2 separate regions of the Homo sapiens genome follow, and region 2 is linked to region 1. The links are chromatin loops, found by intact Hi-C in ENCODE. Cell type or tissue: heart right ventricle. All regions are shown on one strand. Links, peaks and the distances in the headings refer to the core of each region. The heading gives the core; the rest is flanking DNA.

Region 1 (8,897 bases), core at 2,591-5,090:
CCGGTGGTGCAGCGTCCGCCCCCGGTCGCGGGCGCAGACTGGCGGCCGCCTCCGGGCCACGTGGTGCGCGCGGCGGGCGCGTCCGAGGAGCCTGCGGCTGCTCCTGGCTCACAGCGCTCCGGGCGAGGAGAGCGGGCGGACGCCGGGGGCTGGGCCGGTGCGGGCGGCGAGGCAGGCGGACGAGGCGCAGAGACAGCGGGGCGGCCGGGGCGCGGCAGCCGGCGGCGTCGGGGCCGCGGCCTCTGCCTTGCCGCTCCCCTCGCGTCGGATCCCCGCGCCCAGGGCGCACGGTGGAGAGGGACGCGGCGGAGCCGGCCGGCAGCCATGGAACCGGCCCCCTCCGCCGGCGCCGAGCTGCAGCCCCCGCTCTTCGCCAACGCCTCGGACGCCTACCCTAGCGCCTGCCCCAGCGCTGGCGCCAATGCGTCGGGGCCGCCAGGCGCGCGGAGCGCCTCGTCCCTCGCCCTGGCAATCGCCATCACCGCGCTCTACTCGGCCGTGTGCGCCGTGGGGCTGCTGGGCAACGTGCTTGTCATGTTCGGCATCGTCCGGTGAGTCCGCTGCGGGCCGGCGCCGCAGGGCTGGAGCCCGGGGTGAGGGTGGGGATCACGAACTTGAGACCCCAAGCCCGTTCCCTGGACTCCCCGCGCCTCCGCATTTCCTGCAGGGGCACCTGGGGCCCAGCGAGAGGCGAGGCCACTTACATCGAGGGGAACACAGGAATGTGTGTCATCGTGTGTATGTGTGTGTGTGGTGCGGGGGGGGGAGTGCGCCGCGGTTGACTAAATTACATTTGATCATCTGTTGGCATCCCCTTGCTTCTTTGTGGGACAGTTTGGCGTCAGTTTGTGTGTCTGTCACAGTTTGTGAGTGGATGGTTGTGACAGTACAACTGTATGTTTGGACGTCGGAAACATGCCCATGGGGTGGGCAGAGCTGCTCTGAGGTGCCGCGGGCCTTTGGGGAGACCGGTGTGAGGGCACCGTGCAGGCAGGGCGGACAGGAGGGTGCTGGGTGTCAGCACCTCGCCGTGGGGCCCTTACCAAGTCATATTTGGTGCTCATCTGTTGGTGTGAGCTTGTCCCTAACGGTCAGTTTGTGATTCTGTCTGAATGTAACAATGTGACTGTTGTTTCTTGTCAAGCTCTTGAAACCCCGAGGGCGGCAGAGCATCCGGAGTGGCCGTCGTCCCTGTGTTTGTGCAGCTGTGTGTGCCTTTGCCAGTGATTCCTGGATAACATGGGCGACAGCTGTGGGCCGCCAACCGGTTCTCTGTTCCCTTCGCCAGTGCCCATCTGGTCAGGAATTCTGAATAGGATTCAGAGAAGACTCACGCCCTCCTCACAAATGCCCTCTCCCATTTTCTCTTTGCCTCCTCTAACAGTCTTTTCTTCTGCCAGAGGCAGCAGAGGTTGGTCTGGGCGGGAGTGGATTTTGAGTTTTCATCCCAGGAAGTGAGGTGCTCTTCTTGGAGTTTATGGAGAGTGCTGGGACCTTCTCAGAGAGCCTAAGACGTCAGCTTGCCCCAGAAGTAGCCCTCCTGATACAGCCCCACAAGCTCAGACATGGCCAGTAAGGGTTGAGAGGAAAATTTCCATCTTTAAAACAACAAAGATGCCCTCGTATTTGCTGTTAGTTGAAAATGGGTCCTTCATGCTGGTGGACCAAGGACATGGCCCTAAACCTCTCTGGGCTGTGGGTGCCACCATGCAGGGCATAGGTCAGGTCGTGGACTCAGAGGTTAGAGAGATGAACTGTAGTCTCAGCCTAGTCATGGATGCCCAGGCATCATTCTTCCTGCCCTGCCTCCCATCCGCCTCAGTTTCCCTGTTCGAAGAATACAGACCTAATCTCCTCAATTGGAAAGTATGAATTCCAGGGTATGGGGTCTCTGCAGCGCAGAACGTGGTGTGTTGGAGCATGGGATGAGGTGTGTGGGTGTCAGTGGGCTTCGGCATTGATGATCTCTGGGAGATCTTTGCTCCTCCAGAAAGAGTGGCGGGTACAAGAATTTCCTGTGCTTTCCATGACTCATCACAAGCAACAGTGGGAGAATTCCCCCCAAGCACAGGCGGGACTGATCTTTACTTTGTGTCTTTGTCAGTGATTCTCCCCACTTCGCAGGCTTCGAGGCAGGCCGGCCTGGTATGAATCCCTGCTCTGCCACGAACTGGCTCTGTGACTTGGATGAATCACTTAGCCTCTTTGAGCCTCAGTTTCTTCATCTGTAGAATGACGTAATGATAAATCTTCTTCCACAGGGTTGTTGTGAGGTGTCAGTGAGAGAGCACATAACGCACTGGCCTGGCGCCTGGACCCAGTAAATGGACGCTGTCTGTATAGCGAGGCGGAGGGATTTTCTAGATCCTGTAGAATCTGACTAAAGAAGGGAGCTTGAGGGAGGTGCTTGTCCTAAGGTGGGCCTGAGAGTAGCTGTGATTCTGAGAGCTCCGGATTCCTGGCACCTGCCCTGTCTAGGGGAGCTCCAGGTGCCCAAGTCTGGAAAAAGCCGAGCGTCGGTGTGTTCAGTCTCATTTCCAACCTTTTCCCCGGGGCCTCTGGCTGGTTGGCTGACTGAGCACAGCTTCCCCACTACCACTGAGCAAGGGGAGGGGACTCCCACTGCTGAGGGTCCACTGTGGGGAGGCTCTGGGCTCAGCCTGCTAGGGGCATTCCCACACAGCCTTCCCGGAATCGCATTGCCAAGTGTACGCAAGCAGCTTAGTGGGCCCCTAGGGGTCCCCATGTTGCCAAGACATTTCGCTGGTCAACCATTTATGTGAAAATTGTATCTCTGGGTCTGAATGATTGAATCCTCACCTTCAATCCTATGGGACAGGCATTAGAATCATCATCAGTACCCGCATCCTGCAGATAAAATGAGGAATCTGCAGCTCAGAGACAGGCAAGGTGACTTGTTCTCGGAGGGTACCACAGTTGGCACCAGGCCCAGAGCTAGAACCTTAGTCTGTGACTTAAGTCCAAAACTTTTCTCCAGAGTTGCCTGGGGTAGAGGACAGTCAAAGCATTGTCTGGAAGGAGGGTGGCAGAATTCTGTCCCTCCTCTTTTATTTTTGAGACAAGATTTCTCTCTGTTGCCCAGGCTGGAGCGTCGCAATCACAGCTCACTGCAACCTCGACCTCCTGGGCTTAATGCGATCCTCCCACCTCAGGCTCCTGGGTAGCTGGGACTACAGGCACACGCCATGCTAACTTTAGTTTTTTTTGCAGAGACAGGGTTTTGCCATGTTGCCTAGGCTGGTGTCAAACTTCTGAGCTCAAGCAGTCCACCCGCCTCGGCCTCCCAAAGTGCTGGGATTACGGGCGGAGCCATGGTGCCCGGCTGTGTCCCTCCTCTTGTCTTAGAGTCCTCAGAGAGCAGAGACCTGGGGACTATGCTCCTCTGCGTTTTTCAGCCTGTGCATTTTAGGCTGCTGTCCTTTGGGGAGGCTGAATGATAAGGGCTGGCGCTCAGTCCTTCCCCAGTGAACAGTGAACGAGAGTCTGAGGGCAGGGCAGCTGCCTGGGTCTTGGCTTCTGCTGGAAACACCCCAAGGGCAGTGGGGAGAGCGCAGCCCGGGCTGGAGAAGGGACCCTGCTCCCCTGAAGGGCTCCTCGAGCTGCGCTCCATCTGCGGTTTCCTGGCAGCCCAAGCAGGGCCTGCCACAACCAGTACATGAGCCGGCTGCTGGGTTGAGTGAATGAGTGGTTGAATGAGTGAATTCTGCCTGTCAGTCCTGAGCTTAGGCAGCATGTGGGGGGTGGGGAGCAGGTGTGCAAGGGAAGATTCAGAGACCCTTGGGGAAGGAAAGCCGGGTGGTGTAGTGGGCAGAGCTGTGGCTCTGGACCAGACATATCTGAGTTCAAAGCCACTTACTTGCTGTGTACTCGGGCTAGTGACGAGCTGTCTGAAGCTCTTCTCATTAAAGTGGGAACACCAACAGCGCCTCCAGGGTGGGGGTGAGGATTAAGTGGCATAATGTGTGATATCTGAGCCTTTTAGACCCTAAGCTCTTTGAGAACATGAGGGGCTCTGTGTGAAGGACTGAAAAGAATTAACTCATTCTACAACATTCTACATGCTCTGTGCTAAATGCCAAGAAAAAAACCACACCGTGCTCCAGACCTTCCGGAGCTTAGGGTCTGGTGGGAGACAGACATTCGTCAGCCAGTCATCCAATAAACTGAAGTTTGTAGCTGTGGTAGGGGCTATCTGTGAAAGTATGTGGGGGATTTGGGAGCCCATGATGGGGGCAGGGGAGGGTCTCAGCTGGGCGGAGAGATCAGAGAAGCCTCTGCAGAGCTAAAGGACGAGGAGGGGAAACTGAGTCAAAAGCTGAGGGAGGAGCTGTGGCTGGGAAGCAGGATGCTGATGAGGGCCTGAACGTAAGAACCAGGAATCTCAGAATTCCAGGTCAGAAGCATCCTCCATCCTGCAGGCCCCACACTCTGTCCTCTCTCCCCTCCAAGAAGCTACCTGAGAAGCTGTCTCATCCTGGGGGCCTGAGAGGGGCCTCTGGGAATTGTGCTTTTAGCAAACAGCCTGTGGCTGGAGGGAATGAGGCTTCCATGAAGCGTGAGCAGGACTTCTGTGGACAGGTGGTCCCAAGGCAGAGCATCACCCCCTCCTCCTGCATGTGGGATTGGCCAGCACGATGACTCGTGCTGGCCATGGGGATGCCCTGGTCCTCAGAGCAGACACCGGACAACCCCTTCCTCCGGGCAGAGTCAGTGTCCTCTGCAGGGCTGGCATCTCAGAGACTTCCCATGGGCAGCCCACTGGGTAGGTGTGGTGTGATGGGCTTAGCAGGCCCCTCACCTGTGGCAGGTGACCCCCTCTTCCTCCCGCCTGGCCCAGATCCTGGGTGGCCCGACCCAGAACCTGGGCAAGAGGAGTCAGTGCTTTCCTACCTGGCCTCCTGTCTGTTCCACAGCCTTCTCTGTTTCCCTGCCTCCTCTGCGCCCCGAGCTAGGTTTCAGCAGGTTTGTACCCTCGCAGCATGCCCTGCCTCCTGCCAGCCCCGGCCAGCCTCCATGAGACGCCTTCAGCCTGTGTGCTTCTCTGCCCCTTGATCTCACCTCAGCCCATGTCTCTTCTGATTTGTCTCCTTGTATCAAATGCTGGCTCTGCTACTTACTAAGAGCTTTAGCAAGCCGGATCGCCTCACTGCACCTGTCTTCATCGGGAAGATGTGGGTAATAGTACTATCTCATAGGTACCTTTGTCCTCAGGATTAGATGAGATGATGTTGGCAAAGCACCGCGTTTTCCCTCCTATCTGAGGTGACTGCAGCACCCAGCAGGGAGGGGAGTTGGGCCAGGCAGGTGGGCTGTGGCAGGGTCGGGATAGGTGAATGAAGGGTTCTGGTTATTTCTTCAGTCTCCTGCCGAGGTTCCAGAAGCTGCTGGGGAAAATGCTGAAGTGTCTTCTTAGCAGAATTTGTAGCACTGAATCTGTGTCCTGTTTTTGGAAGCCCCTTGGCTTCTTGTCTCCCTCCCCTCTCTTGGGGTCTGGACCCAGGGCCTCTGGGCCAGGAGAGATTCCAGTGAGATGACACAGTGCAGTGGTAAAGGTTGTGACTAGAGGTCAGGGAGCGCCTGGTCTCTATCCATGTCCCAGAGGTGTGGCTTTGGGCAAAAACAGCTTAACTTCCCTTTTTTTTTGGATGGAGTCTCACTGTGTTGCCCAGGCTGGAGTGCAGTGGTGTGATCTCGGCTCACTGCAACCTCTGCCTCCCTGGTTCAAGGGATTCTCGTGCCTCAGCCTCCCCAGTAGCTAGGATTACAGGCGCTCGCCACCACGCCCAACTAGTTTTTGTGTTTTTAGTAGAGATGGGCGGGGCGGGGGGGGGGTTTCACCATGTTGGCCAGGCTGGTCTCGAACTCCTGACCTCAAGTGATCCGCCAGCCTTGGCCTCCCAAAGTGCTGGGATTATAGGCGTGAGCCGCTGCGCCTGGCTCATTTTATCATTTAAAAAATTGGGGCGATATGACAGGTTATTGGGAGGACTCAAAGAGATCGAGCATGGAAAGGCTGTAGCATAGCACCTGGCATGCCCTGCGCTGTGGTTTCCTGCAGTGGCTGCAGGTGGGCAGAGTGCAGGTGGGCTGTTGAGGCCTGGTCGTCTATGTTTTCCACCTTTGGCCCTTTCCCATGTCCTGCATTGCCTGCACGTGTACTCAGTCAGTAAAGCATTTGCTGATGCTGACCCATGCCAGGCCTGTCCAGCCTCAGCTCTCACTGCCCAGACCCACAGCTTAAACCTCCATACGCCCCCTGGCTCCTAACACAGCTATGTCCCATGCCACCCCCTGGTTAGTTGCAACTCCACAGACAAGTGCAGCTCCCTGGAACTATGGGAGTCCAGGGAGTCTCCAGACCCAGCCAGAGGAGGGGATGCCTGTGCATCATGGAGGGGAGCAGCAGTTGGCTCCCTGGAGAGGTGTGAGTGGAGCATTCCAGATAGAGGGAACCACAGGAGCAATGATTCACCAATTCACCGAGGCTGAGACGAGAGTGTTGGGGACCAGGGTGGCTGTGAGGATGGAGAGGCTGCAGGGACAAAAGCAGGAAAGGCGTCGTAAGCAGGTGTCCTTCTTACCATAGTGTCAAAAGCACCTGCTAGGTGCTGAGCTTGGCTGGGCTCGGGAGCCACCCATGATTCCTGAGGAGATACACCTGGTAGAGTAGCCCCAGGTAATTGGAGGCAGGTGTTCTCATGGGGATGGTGAGAGGGAGGGCTGAGGAGAGGCCTGGAGGCAGGCCCAGCATGACTGTGTGAGGAGCCAGAGGCCGTGCTGAGGTTCTAGTCTGGATGTGGGAGCTGAGGCTGGACAGGTCCTCAGGGGTCCCATGGTAAGGTTGGCGTGCTGGGAAATGAGGAAGCTTTGGGTCACAGGCCATGGGGAGGGGGATTTTGGAGCAATCTGTGCAGAATGGTCTTCAAGAGAATGAATTTGGTGTGGGGGTGAGGGGTGGATTGGATGGGGAGGGGCTCAATGTGGGGAGACTAGAGAGGGTGGCTCAGGGCAATGAAAAGAGAGCCATGTGACCTTGGATGGGGCCATTAAAACCCTGTGCTCAGCTGTCCCCTTTCTGAAATGGAGTGCTGTTGGACCTAACAAGAAGGCAGGAAGCTGTGCATGGTGGTGCATGCCTGTAATCTCAGCTATTCAAGAGGCTAAGATGTTGATCAGACTGGACAACATAGCAAGACCCCATTTCAAAAAAAAAAGGAAGGAGGCAGCAGGAGGAGGCTGGGCTAGATGACTTCTGGTGAGGCTGAGCAGAGAGAACAAGCAGCAGCCCTGGCTGCTGTTCCTGCTGCATCTCTTGGTCTTGCCTGGAGCCTGCTTCTTCCTGGGTCTTGGGTTCATTCCCTGGGGAGTGTGTGTGACTTACAGACGCACTGCGGTGGGTCCATAGGAGTCACTGAGAACACTGAAAAGCCTCTTCCTAAGCTTCTGCCACATGCCAGAGGCTTCTGGATCCAGAGGCCATATTGAGGTTGAAGTATGCAAGCTGCACCACAGCCCTGTGATGGGGGCTTTCTGTTCTCATTTGCAAATGGGGACAAGAAGGCTCAGAGGGAGCGAGTGCCTCTCACAGCAAGAGAGGGGTGGAGTCGAGATTCCAACCCAGGCCTCTCTGACTCCAAAATCACTCCATGTTTCCATCTGCTGCTGCTGTCCATGACATGGCGGAATGGAGGCGAGTGCTGGGGACGTCTAGGTAGAGAAGCGAGGAATGGGGATGGGGTAGAGGGTAGATTGCTGTCTGCAAATCTCTGAGGCCTCTGCATGGGGTGGCAGCAGTTGAGAGCCTGGGCATTGGAGCCAGACTGACCTGGAATTACATCCCAGCGGTGCCATTTACTAAGAGAGTGAGCTTGAACAATACATACACACCCTCTCTGAGCCTCAGCTTTATCATCTGTGAAACGGGAGTAGTGATAGACCCTCACAGAGTGGTTATGAGGAGTTCACGAGGCCTGATATGAGGGACTTCAGCACAGAGCTAGGCATTTGGTATGTGGTCAATAAACATCTTCTGTAATTATGACTATTTAGAAGAGGAGTCACACTTGCTTTGCATTCATTTGATTGACATTTATCGAGCCTCAGAGGAACTAGATTTTTTTTTTTTTTTTTTTTTGAGATAGTCTCGCTCTGTTGCCCAGGCTGGAGTGCAGTGACGCAATCTTGGCTCACTGCAACCTCTGCCTTCTGGGTTCAAGCAATTCTCTTGCCTCAACCTCCTGAGTAGCTGGGATTACAGGTGTGTGCCAACATACTAGGCTAATTTTTGTATTTTTAGTAGAGATGGGGTTTCACCATGATGGCCAGGCTGGTCTCCAACTCCTGGCCTCAAGTGATCCACCTGCCTCAGCCTCCCAAAGTGCTGGGATTACAGGTGTGAACTGGAACTAGAATTATTGAGTGGGTGGTATAGGGAAACTTTATCAACTCAATATTATAAATTTTCAGCTGGGTGCAGTGACTCACGCCTGTAATCCTAACACTTCGGGAGGCAAAGCAGGAGGATCACTGGAGTCCAGGAGTTCGAGACCAGCCCGAACAATATGGCAAGACCCTGTCTCTACAAAAAAATTAAAAAGTTAGCTGAGCATGGTGGCATGCACCTGTAGTCCCAGCTGCTTGGGTGGAAGGATGGCTTGAACCCAGAAACTCAAGGTGACAGTGAGCTATGATTGTACCACTGCAGTCCAGCCTGGGCAACAAAGCGAGATCCCATATCTCAAACTCCTGACCCCAGGTGATCTGCCCGCCTCTGGCCTCCCAAAGTGCTGGGATTACAGGTGTGAGCCACCGCATCTGGCCTGAGACCCCATATTTAAAAAAAAATTTTTTTTTCTTCTACAATAAAAGGTAACAAA
Region 2 (8,897 bases), core at 6,225-8,724, 51 kb after region 1:
CTGCCTGTATCAGGGGAGCTGCAATAACATTCTCCAAAGCTCAGGGGCTTAACACTGTAGAGGTTTCTCTCTCACTCCCATCACAATCCAGTGTGAGTAGGAGGAGCACAGACATTCAGGGACCCAGCCTCCTGTTGATGGTTTCTGAATCTTCTACTGCTGGCATCTGGCCGGCAGATGAATATGGAGAGGGAGCGAGGAGAAAGCACAGCCACTTTAAATGTTGGTTGGGTGCAGTGGCTCATGCCTGTAATCCCAGCATTTTGGGAGGCCAAGGCGGGTGAATCACTTGAGGTCAGGAGTTCCAGACCAGCCTGGCCAACACGGTGAAACCCTATCTTTACTAAAAGTACAAAAATTAGCCAGGCGTGGTGGTGGGCGTCTGTAGTCCCAGCTACTTGGGAGGCTGAGGCAGGAGAATCACTTGAACCTGGGAGGCGGAAGTTGCAGTGAGCTGAGATCATGCCACTGCACTCCAGCTTGGGCGACAGAATGGGACTTGTCTAAAAAAAAAAAAAAAAATTTATGGCCCATTTCTTCTAGTGACAGCTGGTCACATGGCCCCACCTTAATGCAAGGAAGTGAGAAATATTGTTTAGAAGGGCTCCACAGACATAGTAACTAATTAACCTCTCTGAGTCACACTATATCATGAGATGTTGAGAAGGTTAAAAGAGATAATATGTGTAGAATACTTAGGACAAGTCCTGGCTCATCGCCAAGGCCCAATGAATAATAGCTATTAAATGATTAAGCCTGTGAGATAGACAAGGCAGGGACTCCTACCTCCATTTGACTGTAGGGAAACAGAATCAGAGAGGTCAGGTGGTTTACTTAGGGTCACACAGCCAGGCATTTTGTGGAATTTGGCCTGCAACCTAGGGTTCCTGCCCCCAGGTCTGTTACTCCTTCTAGTCCCTTTTGTGGAAGTTTGCAGAGGGTTGATGCTGTGGGTGGGAGAGAACAAGCTTCTTGGTTACCTTTGACCCTCACAAGGGCAGAGTCCCTGGTGCCCTTTTATAGCCTGTGAGCCATTGGCCTTGACTCACAGCAGAGCCCCATTCCTCACTGTCAGCCTTCAGCTTACGGGCCATTAACTGCATCCCTCCTGGGGCTGGACCAGATGGGCCTCCTCACTCCACAATCCCTCACACACACACTTTCCCAGTGTGTGCCATCAGCACTTATTGAACCTGTGGGCCACTTGCTGTGTGACCTTAAACAAGTGCTGTTCTGGTTCCTATACAATGAAGGTCTTGGATTCAGTTACTTCTAGGGGTCCTGCCAGCCTGATGTCCTGTGGACCCACTCTGTCTGTGGATCCCCAGCCCCTTCTCACTTCTTAGCCTCAAGTCCATCGTGTGGCTTCTTAAATCCTAGCATTCCAAGAGATCCTGGGAGTCCCCTGGGCCAGCCTCAAGGCTGTATCAGAATCCCACAACACCCCCTAAGGTGTTCATCCAGCCCAAGCCCACACTCCAGGAATGGGGAGCTCATTTCATCCTAGGCACCCTTCCTATCTCAAGAAGGAAGTCCTTGAGTTAAGCTGAAGTCTGCTTTCCTCCCAGAAGGAAGGAAGTTTTGTTTTGTTTTTGTTGTTGTTTTGAGACAGGGTCTCGCTCTGTCACCCAGGCTGGAGTGCAGCGGCACTATCCCAGCTTACTGCAGCCTCAACCTCCAGGGCTTAAGCGATCCTCCCACCTCAGCCCCCCAAGTAGCTGGGACTGCAGATATGCACCACCATACCCAGCTAATGTTTGTTTTTTTTGTAGAGATGGGGTTTTGCCATGTTGCCCAGGCTGGTCTCCAGCTCCTGGACTCAAGCAGTCCACCTGCCTCAGCCTCCCAAAGTGCTGGGATTACAGGCATGAGCCCCATGCCTGGCCAGGAGGTTCTTGTGATTAAGCTGAGACCTGCTTCCCTCTAGGGAGCCTGACCCTATCCTTGAGTCCTGGACTCCCCCACATATATGCCCCTCTTTCCCTGTGGGTACGCCAAGAGCTTGAACCCCACTATGCTAAATGCTTTAGGTACCTTAGCCTTTTCTTTTCTTTTCTTTTTTTTTTTTTTTTGAGACGGAGTCTCGCTCTGTCGCCCAGGCTGGAGTCCAGTGGCACGATCTCGGCTCACTGCAAACTCCACCTCCTGGGTTCACACCATTCTCCTGCCTCAGCCTCCCGAGGAGCTGGGACTATGGGCACCTACCACCATGCCCGGCTAATTTTTTTGTATTTTTTTTTTAGTAGAGATGGGGTTTTACCGTGTTAGCCAGGAGGGTCTCGATTTCCTGACCTCATGATCTGCCCTCCTCGGCCTCCCAAAGTGCTGGGATTACAGGCGTGAACTACCGCACCTGTCCGCCTTAGCCTATTTAATCCTTACGACAATCCTGGAGATGTGGGTACTGTCATTAGCCCCACTCCACTGAAGCTCCAAGAGGTTTAGTAATTTCCTTACACTATGTAGTAGGGCCTGAGTCCTGCTCCTAGCTCATGTTGTCTGTCTTAGCAGTCCTGTCCCCAATGGAGCTAGTTTGGAAATGGGTCAAGGTGCTTTGAGTTACTGCAATGACTGGCATTCAGTGGGCTGAGCTAAACGATTTCATTACGGCCACCCATGGACACAAAGGCTGAAAAGGGGCCAGGAGAGAACATAGGGGACCTCCCTGATGAGGGCCAATCCTGCTAGGTCTTTACGGATAACTAAGAGTTCACCAAGTACCGAAGCCGAGGAGGACACTCCAGACAGAAGAATCCCCTTGAACAAAGGCTGGGAGGAGGTGGTGGGACTTGCCCAAGCCTTGAAAGGGTGGGCAAGCAGGTGGGGGCCCCTTAGGCACACAGGCCCCTCACCCCGTCTGTCTTTCCTTGTTTCCGCGGCCCAGACGGGGCAGTGGTGTGCATGCTCCAGTTCCCCAGCCCCAGCTGGTACTGGGACACGGTGACCAAGATCTGCGTGTTCCTCTTCGCCTTCGTGGTGCCCATCCTCATCATCACCGTGTGCTATGGCCTCATGCTGCTGCGCCTGCGCAGTGTGCGCCTGCTGTCGGGCTCCAAGGAGAAGGACCGCAGCCTGCGGCGCATCACGCGCATGGTGCTGGTGGTTGTGGGCGCCTTCGTGGTGTGTTGGGCGCCCATCCACATCTTCGTCATCGTCTGGACGCTGGTGGACATCGACCGGCGCGACCCGCTGGTGGTGGCTGCGCTGCACCTGTGCATCGCGCTGGGCTACGCCAATAGCAGCCTCAACCCCGTGCTCTACGCTTTCCTCGACGAGAACTTCAAGCGCTGCTTCCGCCAGCTCTGCCGCAAGCCCTGCGGCCGCCCAGACCCCAGCAGCTTCAGCCGCGCCCGCGAAGCCACGGCCCGCGAGCGTGTCACCGCCTGCACCCCGTCCGATGGTCCCGGCGGTGGCGCTGCCGCCTGACCAGGCCATCCGGCCCCCAGAGCGCCCCTCCCTAGTGACCCGGAGGCCACATGAGTCCCAGTGGGAGGCGCGAGCCATGATGTGGAGTGGGGCAGTAGAAGGTCGGAGGCTTGGGACCGCCAGATGGGGCCTCTGTTTCGGAGACGGGACCGGGCCGCTAGATGGGCATGGGGTGGGCCTCTGGTTTGGGGCGAGGCAGAGGACAGATCAATGGCGCAGTGCCTCTGGTCTGGGTGCCCCGTCCACGGCTCTAGGTGGGGCGGGAAAGCCAGTGACTCCAGGAGAGGAGCGGGACCTGTGGCTCTACAACTGAGTCCTTAAACAGGGCATCTCCAGGAAGGCGGGGCTTCAACCTTGAGACAGCTTCGGTTTCTAACTTGGAGCCGGACTTTCGGAGTTGGGGGTCCGGGCCCAGGACCCAGAAAGGGCAGTGGTGGGGACAGTTGCTTGAAAACTGAGCTGCAAGACTGGGCCTCTGTGTAGTAGGGAGGAGCCTCCTGTGAGGGGAGACCCAGAGACAGGACAGCTGGGTGTGGCTACAGCTGAAGATTTGGTCACCAGATAGGGCGCCTGTGCAAAGGGCCTGTGGCCTCATCTTTGGATACGGGATACAGTCCCAGCCCTGAGTTCTAGCAAGGGGCAAGGCTCGCTGAGGTCCAGGTCCGACTTGACACCTTTATAAATAGAATATAAAAGACTGAGGGGCCAGGCGTGGTGGCTCAAGCCTGTAATCCCAGCACTTTGGGAGGCCGAGGCAGGTGGATGGACATGAGCCCAGGAGTTCGAGACTAGTCTGGGCAACATGGGAGACCCTGTCGCTACAAAAAATACAAAATTAGCCAGGCATGGTGGTGTGTACCTGCAGGCCTAGCTCCTTGGAAGGTGAGAGGATCACTTGATCCCAGGAGTTTGAAGCTGCAGTGAGCTATGGTGGTGCCACTGCACTCCAGCCTGGGGGACAGAGTAAGACTCTGTCTCTCAAAAAGGAGAGAGAGGGAGAATGAGGGAAGAAGAGATAGGAAGAGAGAGAAACAGTATACCTTTTATCTCTTTGACAGGCATGTATTTCCTTGGAATGGGCAGGAATCCCTCAGAATCGGTGGCCACAGTGGGGCTTGGGACAGGACAGCAGAGCGGGGGGCAGCCACTCCAGGATAGGGTAATAAGACAGGACCTTGGTTGGAGTAGGGTCCCCAGAACTGAGTACTAATGGGGGCCCAGAGGCTTGGGAAGGAGAAGGCTTCCAAAACCAGTTCGAAAACCCAGACCCGGAGTGGACCTCCGTGCCAAGGGGTGGTGGTGGGTGGGTGGAGGAAGAGGTGGGCTCCTGCTTCAAGGTTAGGTCTTCCAGTGGAAGGTGGATGCTTTCTGTGAGTCCCCAGGGCCCTAGTTTCTCTGGCCCAGATACTGGAGGACAGAGGACCACCTACTTAGATCCCGTAGATGGTAAGTGGTGCCTGGGACTCTTGAGGGCGGGGGGCGGGGTATGAGAAGCATCAGTTCGCACTTGGTGCTGGGTCCTGGGCCCTGATAAGAACCTGGATGAAATCCTCTTCCATTCTCCCAACATCTGGCTGCATCCATGTGTCTGGTGTCAATGACTCCAGTGAACTGGAACTGCCCATATGGGGACCTGACCTTGAAGGAACTGGGGGGAGAAGCTTTTGTAACTGCAATGCCGGCATCAGTGTGTGTCCCCCTCTGCCTTTCCCCCCAGGCTCCCCAGGTCCCCCACCTGCTCCAGCCCAGCTGTCCCCTTCACGCTGCTGAGAGTGATATCCACCTGGAGTTGGGTGTAGAAGTTTTTCTTTTCATTGGTTCGGCATTTTATTCAGGCACTCCTGGATCTTTGCTTCCCAGAATATCAGTGTCTGTCCTTGTTCTCTGTACCTCCCCCGTGCCTCATCTCCTCTCCCTCCGCTGCTGTCCCCTCCCTCACCAACACTGCCTCAGTAATGCACCCCTGACTCCCTATTGAAGCAGTGTGCTGACATCCTTGTAAAAACAAATTTAATTTTCTTCCTTTTTTGGGACAGATGGAAAGAAATTGACGTCTTTGTCTCAAACAAAAGAAAAAAGAAAAAGAAACAATATACTTCTTTTCCCTTTGACAGCCATGTCTTTGGAACAAAAGCTGGGAGGCTGTCACTCCAGCAGGGACTGAATAGCATGCAGGGGGCTGGGGACTTAGGCACCAAGAGGGGCTTTGGGCACATTAGGGGGAAGGGATGCTCTCAGAGGGCAAAGCACAGCCCCCTTCTCAGGGTGAGGCTCCCAGCAGCCCCAGACCCGGGGATGTGCCTCCTTTGGGAAATGGCTACCCCGGGTCCTGGAAAGATGTGGGGCCATGCCCAGCACTCACATCCAGCCTGCCAAGCCATTGTGACCTGGGGTCCCAAGCCACCTAGATCACTCTCACTACCTTGTGACCACAGAGACCCCTGTGTCTGAGGGTGGGAGGTCGTCAGCATGGCAGGAGACACTTCTCCTCATCAGGGGTCCTCCTGTGAATGCTTTGGGGGTATGGCAGAAAAAGGGACAATCTAGGAACTGGGGAAGACTCCTGAAGGAGGTGACATTGGAGCCAGGCTGTTTACTCTCCCTGCAGGACCTGTGTCCCCTCCCAGGATAGGCCTGTTTCAAGGCTGCTTGAAGCCCACTCACTGCCATCTCCTGTGTCTGTAACAGATCTGGCTGTTTTTTGCCCCTTCTGATATGTAAATCTGTCCTGAGGTCAGCAGGGCCCGGGTCCGGACCACGTGTGTTTAAGGTAGTGCAAACTTGTATTGAAATCTACTTCATGCCAAGCATGCACTCTGGGCATCAGGACTCGGAATGAGTCAGCCTTGGCCCTGCCCTCAGAAAGCCTGAGCCAGTGTTGGGAGATAAAGCATCAACAGATGATTGCACCTCAGTGTGATGAGTGCGGTGACAGGGAGCCCCAGGGAGGGTGTCACAGGGAAGTGCCTTTTCTAGCTTTTCACTAAAACACATGTTTGTCGCAGTTCTGTAAGAGGTGGAAAAGGGTCGGGGACCCTGAAGGATGAATAGGAGTTGGCCACCAAAAAGAGGAAATAGCGTGTGCGGAGGCATGGGGATGTTTAAATGCTTGGCAAACCCAACAAGTTGGGTGCAGCTGGAGCATGGGGCTTAACTAAGCTCTTCTGTGTGCCAGGCTCTCTGCCAGGTGTCTTGTGTGCATCAGCCCACCTGATCCTCAGGACAGCCTGGTGAGGAAGTAGTGTTATCCCCATTGAGGACAAAGAGAGCTGAGGCTGAGAGAGGTCAGGCTACTTGCTCCTAAGTCACAGGGCCTGTTCGTAGTGGCAGAACTTGGGTCCCTGGAATTCCAGGGTCCATGTTTCCAGTTAATTCCAGGCATCAGTGAAGTAGAAAGGCCTTAGAAGCTGGAACCCCAGAATGAGGTTTTGAAGACCTAAAACCAAATGGAAAAATCTAAAGGAAACGAGCAATTTTCCATGAACTTTTGTTCCTCCTGAAGCTCTCCAAATCTTCACGTTTCAGAATGTACTGTGCATGGTGCATTTTAAAGCTCTAAATTGACAGTGTAATTCTAGATCGTCACAGGGTTCTCAAAACTGCAGAGTAGGTCTGTTTCCCCCAAAATTTCCATTTATCTCCCTCCAGGAGGAGGGAGGGAAGTTTTTGCCCCTGATTTCAAAATGTCCTACTGTTTCAGATCTCTTCTTCTTCATCATCTTTTTTTTTTTTTTTTCAGCCAGTGTCTTGCTCTGTTGCCCAGTCTGGAGTGCAAGTGCAGTGGTGCAGTCATAGCTCACTGCAGTCTCAAACTCCTGGGCTCAAGTGATCTTCCCACCTCAGCCTCCTGAGAATCTGGGACGACGGGTGTGTGACACCATGCCCAGCAATTTTATTTTTATTTTTATTCATTTATTTTGTTTGGGTTTTTTTTTTTCTGAGACAGGGTCTCCCTCTGTCGCATAGGCTGGAGTGCAGTGGCACCATCTCGGCTCATTGCAACCTCCGCCTCCTGGGTTCAAGTCATCCTCCCGCCTCAGCCTCCTGAGTAGCTGGGATTACAGGTGTGCACCACCATAACCCAGCTAATATTTTTATTTTTAGTAGAGACGGGGTTTCACCATTTGGCCAAACTGGTCTCGAACTCCTGACCTCAGGGGATCTGCCCGCCTCAGCTTCCCAAAGTGCTGGGATTACAGGCGTGAGCCACCAAGCCCGGCCAATTTTTTTTTTTTTCAATAGAGACCAGAGTGTCTCTGTGTTGCCCAGACTGGTCTTGAACTTCTGTCCTCAAGCAATTCTCCTGCCTTGGCCTCCCAAAGTACTGGGTTTACAGGTGTGAGCCACTGTGCCCAGCTCTCATACCTCGTCTTGATGCAGTAGAAGTAGTGGTTAAGCCTGGAATCAGATCTTGGTTTTCCCTCTCTGAGCCTCAGTTTCCTCATCTGTAGAGTAGACTTCCTTCACGGGTGGTTGTGAGGATTTAATGTATGTATAGGGATAAGGCCCAGAACGTAAGTAAACTCTAAGTACATGGTAAGTGGCAGTCACTGCTTACAAGTGGAGCCAGGGTTCAGGGTCAGAGCTAGAGACCTACAGGGAAGAGTAGGTGAGCTGTCGGGGCTAGTGATGGAGAGAGAGAAGAGACTGGAGATCCAGCTTGGGGATCCCCTTGCTTCCTGGCCCAGGAGCCACCATGGAGAGTGAGAAGCTGCCAGAGAAGCAGGAGGAGGATGGAGAGAATGTGCTACCATGGAAACTGGAGGAGGAGGGCGTTCCCAGGAGGAGGGAGTGATGGATAATGTCAAGTGTCATAAGAGAGGATGCGAGTAGGGAGGGCAGGAGGGTGATGGGAGCTCTCCAATTTAGTTTTTTACATGGCCCAGGCAGCCCCCAAGCCTGGATCAAATCCCAGCTCTCAAGCTAACTGGCTGTGTGACCTAGACAAGGGATTTGCCTTCTCTGAGCTTCAGTTTCCTTCTAGAGTTGAGATGTGGGAATTGGTCCATCTCTAATACGATCATCAGCCTCACTTAATAAGAGTCCTAGCTTTGCCGAATTCTTGGCCACGTGCTAGCAGTGTGATCTTAGGCAAGTCACTTCACCTCCACGAGAGCACTCTCTGAAAGCTAGAGATATGGTAAGCAAAGTGCCACCAAAGTGCCTGGCACATAGTGGGGCCTCGATACAGGCTTATTCTCTGATAATTACACGTGTGCCAGAGGCAGCTGCTCTAAGGAGGCTTGCTGGGCTTGGAATTAGAAATGCTCCTCAAGGGCTGGGTGCAGTGGCTCACGCCTGTAATCCTAGCACTTTGGGAGGCCAAGGCGGGTGGATCATGAGGTCAGGAGTTCAACACCAGCCTGACCAACATGGTGAAACCCTGTCTGTACTAAAAACACAAAAATTAGCCAGGCGTGGTGGCGTGCACCTGTAATCCCAGCTACTCAGGAGGCTGAGGCGGGAGAATC

Evidence for each region. Hi-C counts contacts between places; a loop is a spot of excess contacts. Peaks named below come from ENCODE experiments on the same cell type or tissue, not always from the same donor. Only the 100,000 strongest peaks of a DNase experiment are listed, where the experiment ranks them.
Region 2: a loop joins it to region 1, with 2.8 times the contacts of the local background. A loop is called at or near these places in 7 of 110 quality-filtered maps.

Annotation. Positions count from the first base shown.
Region 1 is chr1:28,812,060-28,820,956 of GRCh38, forward strand. OPRD1 (opioid receptor delta 1) reads left to right here and starts at 111. Exons shown (of 3, transcript NM_000911.4): 1 at 111-551. The coding sequence starts at 325. RefSeq lists an enhancer at 3,048-3,549. In heart right ventricle, for the core only: no CTCF peak of the experiment used is centred there; a DNase peak (open chromatin) is centred at 3,744; H3K27me3 peaks cover 2,500 bases.
Region 2 is chr1:28,859,858-28,868,754 of GRCh38, forward strand. It overlaps OPRD1 (opioid receptor delta 1), which reads left to right. Exons shown (of 3, transcript NM_000911.4): 3 at 2,885-8,897. The coding sequence ends at 3,426. Among named protein-coding and RNA genes, the nearest start is that of EPB41, 50 kb to the right of the region's middle. In heart right ventricle, for the core only: no CTCF peak of the experiment used is centred there; no DNase peak of the experiment used is centred there; H3K27me3 peaks cover 723 bases.